Regions from separate parts of the Mus musculus genome. Here region 2 is linked to region 1. Evidence: chromatin contacts called from ENCODE Hi-C or POLR2A ChIA-PET data. All regions are on one chromosome and are shown on one strand. The core of a region is the stretch at or near the end of the contact, and the rest is flanking DNA. Distances in the headings are between cores, read along the strand shown.

The links. Hi-C counts contacts between places; a loop is a spot of excess contacts on that map. ChIA-PET counts read pairs that join two places held with the same protein, here RNA polymerase II (POLR2A).
Region 2: a loop to region 1 is called in a map of Patski, with 2.7 times the contacts of the local background. The contact joins two enhancer-like sites. A Hi-C loop is called at or near these places in 1 of 37 maps with a recorded cell type or tissue (Patski). POLR2A ChIA-PET finds 5 or more read pairs at or near these places in 2 of 5 experiments (both embryonic stem cell).

Annotation. Positions count from the first base shown.
Region 1 is chr1:59,313,721-59,319,887 of GRCm38, forward strand. All of the region lies in intron 10 of Cdk15 (cyclin-dependent kinase 15), which reads left to right. Among named protein-coding and RNA genes, the nearest start is that of Gm51625, 52 kb to the right of the region's middle. Within about 2 kb of position 3,048, at least 1 of the 3 ENCODE cell types and tissues checked has a DNase peak (open chromatin) inside an H3K27ac peak, as active enhancers do.
Region 2 is chr1:59,436,549-59,442,715 of GRCm38, forward strand. No RefSeq gene overlaps it. Among named protein-coding and RNA genes, the nearest start is that of Gm33774, 19 kb to the right of the region's middle. Within about 2 kb of position 3,006, at least 1 of the 3 ENCODE cell types and tissues checked has a DNase peak (open chromatin) inside an H3K27ac peak, as active enhancers do.

The sequences.
Region 1 (6,167 bases), core at 1,798-4,297:
GTGTACGAAACACACTGGCTTCAGCTCCCTTGGATATTTGCCCAGCAGTGAGACTACAGGATCCTAGGGGGTTTGTTCCTGGTTTTCTTTAAAATAAAGATTTATTTAATAAATCTTTCCATAGCAACTGTGCTCACGTACATTCCTAGCAATAGTGAGAATAGTGAGAGCCCCACTTTTTCCATATCCTTACTGGCATTTACCATCATCATCACCACCACCACCATCATCATCACCACCACCATCATTTGTATCTGGGGGTACATAACAGAATCTTGTTATATAGCTCAGGCTGGCCTGGAATTCACTCTGTAGCCCATGCTGGCCTCATACATTACAGTGACCCTTCTACCTCAGCCTCCCACGTGGCATATCCCACCACACCCAGCTTACTTTTTGTCTTGTGGACAGAGTCTACTCTAACTGCCATTTGACTTAGCCTCTTGGTCCTGATGCTCATTTCTCTGAGGATTATTGGTGACTCTGTGTGTGTGTGTGTGTGTGTGTTCCTTGGCCAGTCACTTTGTTTTGTTTTGTTTTGTTTTGTTTTTAAGAAATATTCATTCCAGTCATTTGGCCATTTAGAAATCCATGTGCTGTGTACTACTGAGCTAAAGTCCTGCTACACTCTCTACCCAGCACAATCAAAGATGTTTGGCTGCTGTGCACTTGGGTGAACAGCACAGCCTCCATCCATTGGCCGATATTGCTAGGCCTTGCCTGGGTAAGTCTTGCCTGGGTAAGGAACCATACTGATTCTGGTAGAGACATTAAAAATCTCCCAGTGCTGACCCCAGTAAGAACTAGCTTTCTCCCAGTTCTAGTGAGCAGGGCTTTAGGCTGTGGCTGATTGTAGCTGCTTGTACCTGAGTGAGTCTGGAAGGAGAGAGGGATGTATCTTGAACAAGACTGCCCCTTTTCCCCTTCCTTCCCTCTTTCCTTCCTTCCTCCTTCCCCACTCCTCACTTTAAGCAAGCTGGCTGAGAACTGTCTGTCCTCCACTTCAAAGGGCCAGTTGTCTTATTTTGATGTGGGCAGATTGAGAAGTAGGCTTTGAAAAATAGACTCTTTTTTTGTTGTTGTTTAATCTTTCCTCCTGGGATGGCTTTCAGAGCGGTATATCCAAGTGTCAGTGCGGGGGGGTTCTGACGAGCCTGGATTCCCAGACTCTCAGCAGGATCATCCTCTAACAGAAATATAAAAGTGAAATATTAAAAACCCTGCGACGTGAACTCCATCTGCAGAGTAGCCGGGGCCTTGCCTGCTTGTGCCATGGGGGAAAAAAACAGATCTTGAAAAAAGAGGGAGGAGAAAAAGCTCTTTGACTAGGAGGTTTGCAGGGTTAGCAGAGCACGGTAACTTCCCCTCAAAGGAGTGGGTGTTGCTCTTCACCCCCACCCCACCCCAAACTCTCATCCTTTGACTCAGCCTCCAGCACTCCCTAGCCTCCTCCTGCAAGGCACCCCCCTTTCACATGCTAACGGAGGTGTCTATGATTGGCTGAACAATACACTGGTCACACTCATTAAAGGGCTGCTATCTTTCACACAATTAGCCAAGACACATTAATCAAGCTGACGGCACTGAGGCTGCTGGCCTGCATGGGGGAGGGGGAGATTTTAGTGACTCTCCCTAAGCAGCCCCAAGCAAAGATAGAGTCCTAAAGGGAATTCTTCTACCCCAATGTCTGAAGAGGTTAAAGCCCCAACTGACAAGGCTATCTGGGCTGGGTTTGTGGCACTGGAGAACCCAGAGGCTTAGAACAAACCAGATGTTCATCTTGGCTAAGGTCTATTAACCGAGAGACAGTAGTGTGAATTTGAGCAACAGAAGCCTTTAGATGTTTTTACAAAGTTCCCCCAGCCTTGGTACCTCCTCCCTCCATTCACAAGAAAATGCACTCAGAGTCATTGGAACCTCAGGCATTCTGAGGCCAACTAAACAGAGGCTATGCCCACCCACACAGTGCGGGTTTCCCTATCCAGACAGAAAGCCTACCAGAGAAGAGAAACAGACTCAGTTGAGACAATGTAACAACTGCTGTGGTGTTTGTCCTAAGCCCTTGAAGGGCATTAAAATATAGTTCATTCTGAGAGAAAATGAAATGGTAGCATTCATGCTTTTGATCACGATATATATATATATATATATATATATATATATATATATATATATATATATATATATATATATATATATATATATATTTAATTTTTCTTTTCCAAGTCCCCTTTTTGTCTAGATTTTCAATGGCAACAGACGACAAGGTCTTACCTTGGAGACCTGTTTGCTTCAAAATCACATAGGGCTTTTCAGGGAATCAGCTAAATATTTAGACGTGTCTCTGTTAACATATACGGAGGCCTGCTTCTCTGGAGGCAGTCCAGGCACCGTCTCATTAGATGCAAAGATCTTGTGATAAAGAGGAACTTTTTCTTCTGCCCACATGATCACAGCGCAGTTGTGGTTTTTAATGTGTCACTGACTGTTCGGTCCAGCCCTGTTTGCTCCCCTGAAAGGGTCTGCCGGGCTCTGTTTGCTTCCTTAAACACAGTTTTTGAAAGCTCTCACGCTGGGTGAGCTCAAATCCTAGCATTAAGGTACTGCTGAGTTCATTTCACCACGCTCAAAAGCGCTGAGTTTAAATCCCTCTCAATTCCATTTGAGGCACCAGAAGACTTTATCCTTCTTCACTAATGGTTCCAAGTTTACATCTAGATACTGGGGGTCAAGGACAGGAGAGGATTTAGAAATAACAGTGCGTGACATTAGTCAATGCATTTGCCAAATTGGCAATTAGTTCCTGATGTGCGTGCAAAGCACTTTACTCCTGTCTCTTTGATGCCTGTTCCCATAGAGAAGGGAGCAGCATCCACTGAGGCTGTTAGGACTTTTAAAGAAATATCTGCTGAAAAGCACGCCTGATTTCCTCATGAGCTCAGCCACAGGGAAGCATCCGGGATTAGGCTGGTTTTCAGTTCCAGGAAAGAGCACCTCATCTGGGGAGTTTTTTCACTGGGGGAACTTAGTGGAAGTCAAAAAGGCAAAAAAAAAAAAAAAAAAAAAAAAAGCTGCACGCAGAAAAAGCCCAGAGGCACAGGCACCGGAATCCATCTGTGCCCTTGCCCACACCCTGTTGTGTTTTGTTTTTTTGATTTTTTTTTTTTGGTATGCTTGCTTTTGCAACTTTTAACCACTAGGTGGAAGCAAGAAATAACTGGGAAGGACAGCAGCAATCTAGTCAGATGGTGGAGCTTCACTCCTGAATTCTCCTTCTGACTGTAAAACCACTTTAAGATGTTCCCTGCATGTATATGATCTCAGGGCTGATTGTACATACAGGTAACATTAAATGGACTAAGCATGTTGTATTTATGTATTTAGGGATAGATCTTGAATTTGAGAGAGGGAGAGGGAGAAAGAGAGGAAGAAGGAGAAGGAGAGGGAGAGGGAGGCATGGGGAGATACATGTACAAAGTTGGAAGGAGGAAAGGGAGGAGGGGAATTATGTAATTATCATTTCATATATATGGTATAGATATAGATATGTATGTATATATATGGCATATATATGGCATATATATGGCATATATATGTATGTATGTATATATATATATATGTATGTATGTGTATATATATATATGTATACATATATATATAACAGTGTAAGAGCTGTGGGAGTCATGCAGGAGACAAATACTGGACTGAAAATCATCCTCTCCCCAAAAGGGATAAAAAACCATTAATGTGTTGGTTCAGAGAACTCTGAGCAAATCGCAGAATCCAGGCTAACACTGCCTCTGCTCTGGTGTCAGCTGCAGCCATGAGTAACTTGCTGAGAGAGAGAGATTTCCTGGGCTGAACTCAGAGGGAGGGAGCTACCTTCTGAGTGGAAAGTCCAAGTTCCTCCATTTATTGTCTGGGAGAACTTGAGGGAGTTTTTTACTTTCAGTTCTCTGAGCCATAAAATGGGAGCTAGCCTATCATTTAAAACATATTCCCTGTGTACCAGGAAGTATACATAAGTATATGCACAATATGTAATGATACATATATACAGTATACTACATATTATATATAATATTTATTGCACATAATTGCTAATCTCTACTGCTACTTGCCTGGGTCAGTGTTGGAGGACAGGTGAGGACATGCTTTCCCAGGCTCACAGAGAGACGTTTCCTGACTGAAAAGGACGGGAGTCAGTATCCAGCTTTGCTCTATTTCTCTTTATCATATTGTTTCCCTGAATCTTTTTACAGCACAGTACTGAAAAATTATCATTGAACTGTATCTGCCACAGAGCCTAGCTTCTCAGAAAAGCCCCACCAAAGCTATGCTTCCATTCTTGTTGCCACAGTGTTCGAGGCCAGCTGCTCAGTGACCCACCATGGTATAGCTACCACGACGGGTGTTGAAGAACACACTGTCTCTTTTCTTTATAGTTAGAACCTTGGGGATCCTGGCCTCTTTCAGGAAGCCCAGCGTACCTTGAGGCACCACAACTGACTTTTAGTTTGCCTTGCGTGGGCCCAAACGTTGTCTGGATTCCCACATCGTTAAAGTTGATGTTCAGGTTTTTAAGCACCTACCTATGTGTGTCTGAGTGCCTGTTAAGCCTGTACCTGTCCGTTCCCCACATCTAAACTGCCATCATATGCCTACCCACCTTGTGCCTGCAGAGCCTTCCCTAGAAGAACCCTCATTACTCGCCTGCCAGGAACGCAGCAGGGCCACGTAAATCCGCTGTGTCGGCATCGCCACTGCTTTTTTTGCTAAAATATGTTACAAGAAAAAGATTTCTAGAATTTCCTAGAGGCCAAGCCAGTGACTTCTAGTCCTTCCAGAAGAATTTTGCACATGCCCCTTAACTGGTACATGAAATTAATCAGTAGATAGTTGTAAAATGAAGCCATCTTGCTTTGATTCATAACCACCTTATCAAATGGCAGCAATGTTACCATCCATACTTTGTTTTCGTTGTGAGCCTAGCCTTTAATGGCTGAGCCAGTTCTTCCAGCCCCTATCCACACTTTATAGATGAGAGCTGTAGCTTTAAGAGTCAGATATCTGTCCCAGGGTCACCTAGCCAGGAAGCAGTTGACTCAGAATATCCAGACTCATTGGGCCCCGAGGCAATCACCCTAACAGCTTTCTGTATGCATTCATTATCAAGCTATACATATTGCTTGGTAATTAAACAATGCCCTGCACAGGAGGACAAGCTAGGGATATATTTCCTGATGACATCTTTCCACCAAGCCTGGATTTCTGAAGCTGAGCTTGGCTTCTGGAACATACTGTCAAGTGCGGTCTCTTTCCTGGGGCTTCAGTGGTCCTCCCTCGCTGCTGCTAATGAAGCCACAGGCATTCTCGGGATCTATGAGCTCTGATTGGACTCATTATGATATCACTTCAGGAGTGCTGCAGAAAGCGCCTGGGGAGTTTCTATTAACATCTTTATTAACCCGTCCCCCACACCAGTCAGTGAAATTAATTTAGATACACAGCCCACTTTGATCTTTATTAATAGTTTCTTCTAGTTTCCACATTTATTTTTGGTTTTCTCATCTTTAATTTATTTGGTAGCAATTATTAGTTTTTATGGAGTGGGAGTAGATGATCTCTACTCCCACTCCATAAAGTAATTAAGGTTAGGAAAAATTACAAGCAAAAGCAGGTAAAGCTATTTTTAATGTAAAACCATGCATGTATATGTACAGTACAGTATTTTATTTGTTTTTTTTTTTTCAATACAGGGTCTGCTTTGTAGCTCTGGGTAGCCTGCTACTCACTTTGTAGCCTAGATTGTCTGTGAATTTACAACCCTCCTGCCTCAGCCTCCCAAGTGCTGGGATTACAGGAATGTACCACCATAACCAGATTATAATTTTTATTTATTAAGAGGAATGCTGTCAAATATTAAAAAAATAAAGACAAAGTTAAGGTCTGCCTCATTCCTTCCAAGTTCCAGGAATGGTTTTAAAAACACTAAATGTCATAGAACTGGCTCAAATCAGAGGTCCCTTTCCCACTGCCAGAAGACACAGAAATAGACACACAGGTGAGTTTTGCAAGAAAGAGGTGGTAAATTTATTTCATTTCAATTTGTTTAGTCCATCATTCATCAGCAACTATTTAGTGATGGTAGACAAAATAAAGCATCA
Region 2 (6,167 bases), core at 1,756-4,255, 120 kb after region 1:
ACAGGCCAAAGGAACAAGAGAACGCCAGGTTGTGACTTCAGTTCCAAAGGGCTCACACAGCCACCCAACCAGAGCTTCTGTGCTTTTAGACTTGGGCCATGGGACCTCAACCTGTGATGGCTACAGGCCAGGCAGTCCCTTTGCAACATCCAAACTAGCCAGAATGAAAAAGCTTGTATCTGGGTTGCATAAACTGAGATGTAACGTTTTACCCAAGAACTAAAACATGAGTTGAAAGTGGGCATTGCTATGTCTGAGGTCACCAGTCCCCACAAATGACCTAATTACAGATTCTTATCCACAACACTCGCCAAGCAGACACTGCATACAGAGAGAGGCTTCACACCACCTCAACAGAGGGCAGAGGCAGTGGTCAGCTTCAAACCGCCGCTAACCGTGACAGGGGAGAAGCAGCTTTGAACAAAATCTTCAAGGCTAGTAGCCGCTTCCCCTCCACGGTATTCCAAAGAGAAAATCCAGATGGATAGCACGGCCATCCTGCCAGTGTGTGAGAGTGGTGTGAAAACAGTCCTTGTCTCCATCCAGGGACCCGAGCTCCAATGTGATTTCTTGCATAGTCAGTCATGCTCTGGCACCCGTTTGATTGACTCTTTCCTCTGAAGGGCCAGCATGAGAGACCGATGTTAGGTCTGCATGGAGCTTAGAGGGTGTCCTTTTCCCTCAGATTGAGAGAATGAGACCGCAAGCAGTTAAAATTAGATTGCCGGGCAGTGGTGGCGCACGCCTTTAATCCCAGCACTTGGGAAGCAGAGGCAGGCGGATTTCTGAGTTCGAGGCCAGCCTGGTCTACAAAGTGAGTTCCAGGACAGCCAGAGCTATACAGAGAAACCCTGTCTCGAAAAACAAACAAAAAATCAAATTATTTAGTTTATCTATTGAGAAGGTCCCTGTGACTAGAGACAGAATTTTAGGTCTCAGTTTTCTTATCTATGAAAGGGAACCAACCATAGGCCCATCTGACAGATAAGGGAGACCTAACCTGGGCTACTGCAGCAAGCAGGAGGCCCACACACCCCCTGTACACAGCTGTACACTCAAGGTGTGCTGTGAGCATTCACATAACACGTGCAAATATTTCTTTTCTCTCTTAAAAAGAGGAGAAGAAGCCATGGTGAGTGTTGGGAATGTTTGTGCTGGCTTCTGGCATTCAGGGTAGGTTCTCTTTCCGTTTAGACATTTAGAGTCTGTCCTTTTTTTTTCCACTTCGGGAGGGAGTGTGGTTTTTTTTTTTTTTTTTTTTTTGGCCTTCCCAGCTTCCAGACCCACATGTGTCACTGCTGCCAGGGGAGAACAAAACCCAAAAGGAGAAGAGGAGGAAAATAAATCTTTTGTTTTTGAAGCTAAATAGCCCAAAATGCAGCTCGAAAAGCTCCATGAAGGTTCGGCTTTCACAGCACAGAGTGGAAACAGAGCTGACCCCTCCCCGGGCCATGCCCTCTGACCCAACTGCAAGGCAGACTCTGTCTGCTCAGCTTCAGGGTTTCCTGCAGAGGGCTGCCTTTGGGGGTTGGGGGGTAGAGTTTTAGCACCAGACCCAATTTCCAAATAGCAAGGGGAGTTTGCCCATGAATATTCATGAGCAGTGTTTTGTGCCTGGTGCAGTTTTTCATGCAAGGTGGGTTTAGAGGGAGGAATATATTACAGAAATTACCCTCTGCCATCATCTTTGGACTCAAATTGTAAATATTTAACAGGGTGAACCCTTTTCCTTCTGTCTTCAGCCTCACTCTGTATACATTGAACTCATTCTTTCTATTTAGCAAGGCCCACTGCGTTTCCTCTGGCTCTGTTCAGTTGGAACTACGGTTCTATGTCCACAGACGCACAGAAAATGTCCATAAATCCCTTTGGCCCTTATAACACAATTGATAGTAAGTCTTTGCAGTTCAAGTTGCTACTGGCCACAGCTACGGGGCTGGGAAAGGCTTGTGTCTGCTCCTCAGATCAGCTTACAACAGAAAGGGCAGGAATCTGAGATTTCATTCATTCATGGGGAGGCATGCCCTCTTTCTCACAGAAGGTCCAAAGACAGCTGGGATATTCAGATTGGCAGCAGGCAGATGCAGAAAGGGCAGGAACACCAGGATGTAGAGACTAGGGTTTTGAGGGCCATCCTGGACTAATACTTTCTCTCATCAGCTTCAGTAAAATGGAAAAAAGATTTGTTATCAAGACAGACAAGGAAAGAGAGAGTGGAAGGCCATAGTCCAGCAGCATGTAGGAACTATGTGGTCCTGGACTGTGACGTCTCTGTGTAGTTAGTGTGGGAGTTGTGGCCCCATAATAATAATTTTATTATTATGATTATGCAGAGTAAAGCATGCATATTATCTGTTTATATGCAAATATAAATTTATGTGCGAATAATGTTCTTAAGCATAGTAGAACTGAGACAAGCTGAGATGAAGGCAATCTTGCTGCCTTGAGCATCTTCGAGAGCAGAGAGTTGAGTCCCTCACTTGGATTATCCTGTTCTCTCTCTCTCTCTCTCTCTCTCTCTCTCTCTCTCTCTCTGGAGATGAGGAAGGAGCTTAGGAAGGTGAGTAACTATCTCAAGGCCACATGAAACAGCGCCGGCCAGGCCTCACCTTGAACCTTACTTTCTTGTGACCTTGGCAAGATATTCCAGATCTCGAAGCCTTAGTCTCTGGGGGAATCTAGGACAACCACCCGTGACACTTCTCACAGGTACTGTAGCAGGTCAATGTCCTCAATACCAGATGCCAACTCCTGCAGTTCAGACACTGGCACAAGTTACAGGTCTCTCCTCCCAGGGCCTCTGTCTCCTATCAGTCACAGCAGGGACTGTAGGGTCCAAGTCCAATAGCAGGACGGTTCCTCACATGAGAGGCTACAGACAATAGGACAGGCCCAAGGGACCTTGGCTAGTTTTTTTTAAGTAGAGGACTTACTCTCCCAGTCACCCAGCCTCTCTGGCAAGAAGAAAAACCACCCTGCAGCCTGCTCACAGGCAACCTCTGTGGCATCCTGCCAGCCCCGTGCCCACACTACTCAATCAGGTCATGCTCCCCCAAGGTGCTTCTCCATTCCTCTCACAGGCTCTACAGGCAGGAAGCTGGGCAAGAGCAGACAGAGGCAACCCAGCTGTCCGGTCAATCTTCCCAAAAGGCAATTTAAAAGACTTCATTCCATGGGAGGTGTTGGGGATGCTCCAAAGCCAGAGGTGGCCTCAGCGACTCCAGAGCGACTTCCTGTCTCACCTTCATCCCCACCGCCGGCTTCTCTGAGAATCTGAGAAGCAGGTATTCCGGAAAGCTGATGCTGACATGTGAGATTACATTCCAAGTTGTCATAACACACCAGGAGAGAGGCAGCCACACCGTGGGTAGAGGAAGGAACTTGGCCACTAAGTAGCTCTCTTGGCACAACCTCCTGTGGAGGCTTCACCAAGTCTTTGCCTAGGTTTCCTCCAAGGTAAAAGTGAGGCCCAGTCCAGTGTGTGAGCACCTTCACTGTAGGAGGGGCTTGGTGACTTCAACCCCTATAACCAGAATTCCCCAGACCTGGATTTCTGTAAGATGAAATGCTTTTTTTTCCATGCCTAATACTGATCCTGTGACCAAAGGGCAGCTGGCATAATCTTCAGTTACTGTTTTACTTTACCAGTCCAACTTAGAGAAACTGTTCCCTTTTTATAAAGATTTATCTTTAAGTTATGTGTCTTTGTGAGGGGCTGTGAATGTGAATGTGGGTGCCACCAGAGGCCAGAAGAGGTTGTGGGACGCCTTGGTACTGCAGTTAGAAGTGCTTGTGAACTGCCCAACATCGCTGCTGGGAATGGAACTTGGGTCCTCCAGAAGAGAGTATAGCACTCTCTTAACTTCTGAGCCATCTCTCTGGGCTCCCGAGCCCCCTATTAAAAACTTCCACAGCTCCCTGCCACAGCTGGCAAATAGATTACATAGGAAATATTGGCCCCTGGGGGCCCAGGTATGGAGTGCCAGGGGAAATCCATACCTCCACCCACAGCAATGACCACTGAGTTACTCAGCCGCTACCAAGCCCAAGCCTTTTACCAGCTCCAGACTTCCTCGTATGTGATCCAGGAACTTCTCTCTGAAGACAAGGCGAGAACAGAATTCTAAGACGTGTCCTTCACAATGACACCTGCCCATTAACCCAAAGCAAGAAAGTCAATGGCCAGGAGAACCCAGGACTGCTAGGTACTGTCTATCGGAAAGAACGTTCCGTGGACCTGAGGGTGGCTGGGATTCAGTGATAGAGTCCATGCCTGTGCCCCTGAATCATGATGCACGTGGTCTATCTAGGCTTCATGTTTCTCTGCCCTTTTAGCTCTTTAGAATGGCAGAGAGACGTGAAATACTGGTGCCAGCTGCTTTGGGGCAATGAGGACAAAAATCCAGTGAGGGTTTTACATGTTATTATTATTATTACTAAAAATATTTTCACTTATTTATGGAGCTAGAGCACACATGCCATGATGTCTATATGGAGGTCAGAGACCGGAAGTTGTTTTTTTTTTTTTATTTTCTGTGTGGTTTCAGAGATCAAACTCAGGTCATGAGACTTGGTGACAAGTGCCTTTATCTGTTGAGCCACCCTGCCAGCTGTCTCTACCTTAAAAAAAAATATTTTCTTGTTTTATGTTTATGGGTGTTTTGCCTGCATGTACATCTGAGTACCACGTGTGTGACTGGTGCCCACAGAGGCCAGAAGAGGGTGCCAAATCCCCTGAAACTGGAGTTACAGATGGTTGGGAGCTGTCATGTAGGGTCTAGGAACTCAACCCAGGTCCTTTACAAAAGTAGCCAGGGCTCAACTTATGAGCCATCTCTCCAGGCTAATCCCACCCTTTTGAAACATATCTTTAGAAAAACAAAAATGTTTTATTAATTTATTTAGGTTTCAGAGATCTTTAAAGCTGTAATTAATTAATTAATTAATTATTAATTAAAGATTTATTTATTTTATGTATATGAGTACACTGTAGCTGTACAGAGCCTTCATGTGGTTGTTAGAAATTGAATTTTTAGGACCTCTGCTTGCTCTGGTCAGTCCTGATTGCTCAGTCCCTGCTTGCTATGGCCCAAAGATTTATTTATTTATTTATTTATTTATTTATTTATTTATTATACATAAGTACACTGTAGCTGTCTTCAGACACACCAGAAGAGGGCATCAGATCTCATTATGGGTGGTTGTAAGCCACCATGTGGTTGCTGGGATTTGGCAAGTCATCTTGCCAGCCCTGTTTTTATTTTATAACTGAAAGAAAAAAAAATACATGATTTGTACTCACTGTCCTTAACCACTGGGCCCAGGGGCTTCACAGACCAAACTCTGAGACTGTGACCCACATTTAAGACTGAGTTATTGCAACCATAACTCACCCTAATATGACTTTATGCACCTTAGACATAGCAGCTGACTGGAGGGTTTTCTTTTCTTTTTTTTTAATATTTGTTATTATAAATAAGTACACTATAGCTGTCTTCAGACGCACCAGAAGAGGGCATCAGATCTCATTACAGATGGTTGTGAGCCACCATGTGGTTGCTGGGATTTAAACTCAGGACCTTTGGAAGAACAGTCAGTGTTCTTACCTGCTGAGCCATCTCTCCAGTCCACTGGAGGGTTTCCAAGGCCCTGAATAGTACTGGATATTCTTAGTGACCTCCATGGGAGGTCATGGTCAAATTGGGCAAAGGAAGGTAGTCTGTGAGCTTCAAAGATCTGAGGCTATGGCAAAGACAAAGCAACCTGCTCACCTGGGGCAGGAACCTGTGACCCAGGCCCTGCTGGGCTATCACCACCTGGGAATGAAACTAACAGCATTTTGCTAAATTAAGACTTATGGGTCCAGGCATGCTTCACTACCACTTAAACCATTAGGTAATGCCACTTGACCACTTACAACTTCCCTAGATCTTTAATTTTATTTTTAACGTCATGGATTTGTAACAACTCTCTATAGAAACCTGTTTTAATGAGTGTTTTCTTCTTTTACAATCTTAAATTCCCTACCTGTATTAAAAACTCAGTGAAAACACCAAGTATCTTAAGGTATTTAAACTTAGTGTTAAGATAAGTGTTTCCTTGTATTTTCAGGTCAGCCTAGCATGGTGGTGCACACCCGTAGTTGACCCGTCCAGCAGGTCCAGTTA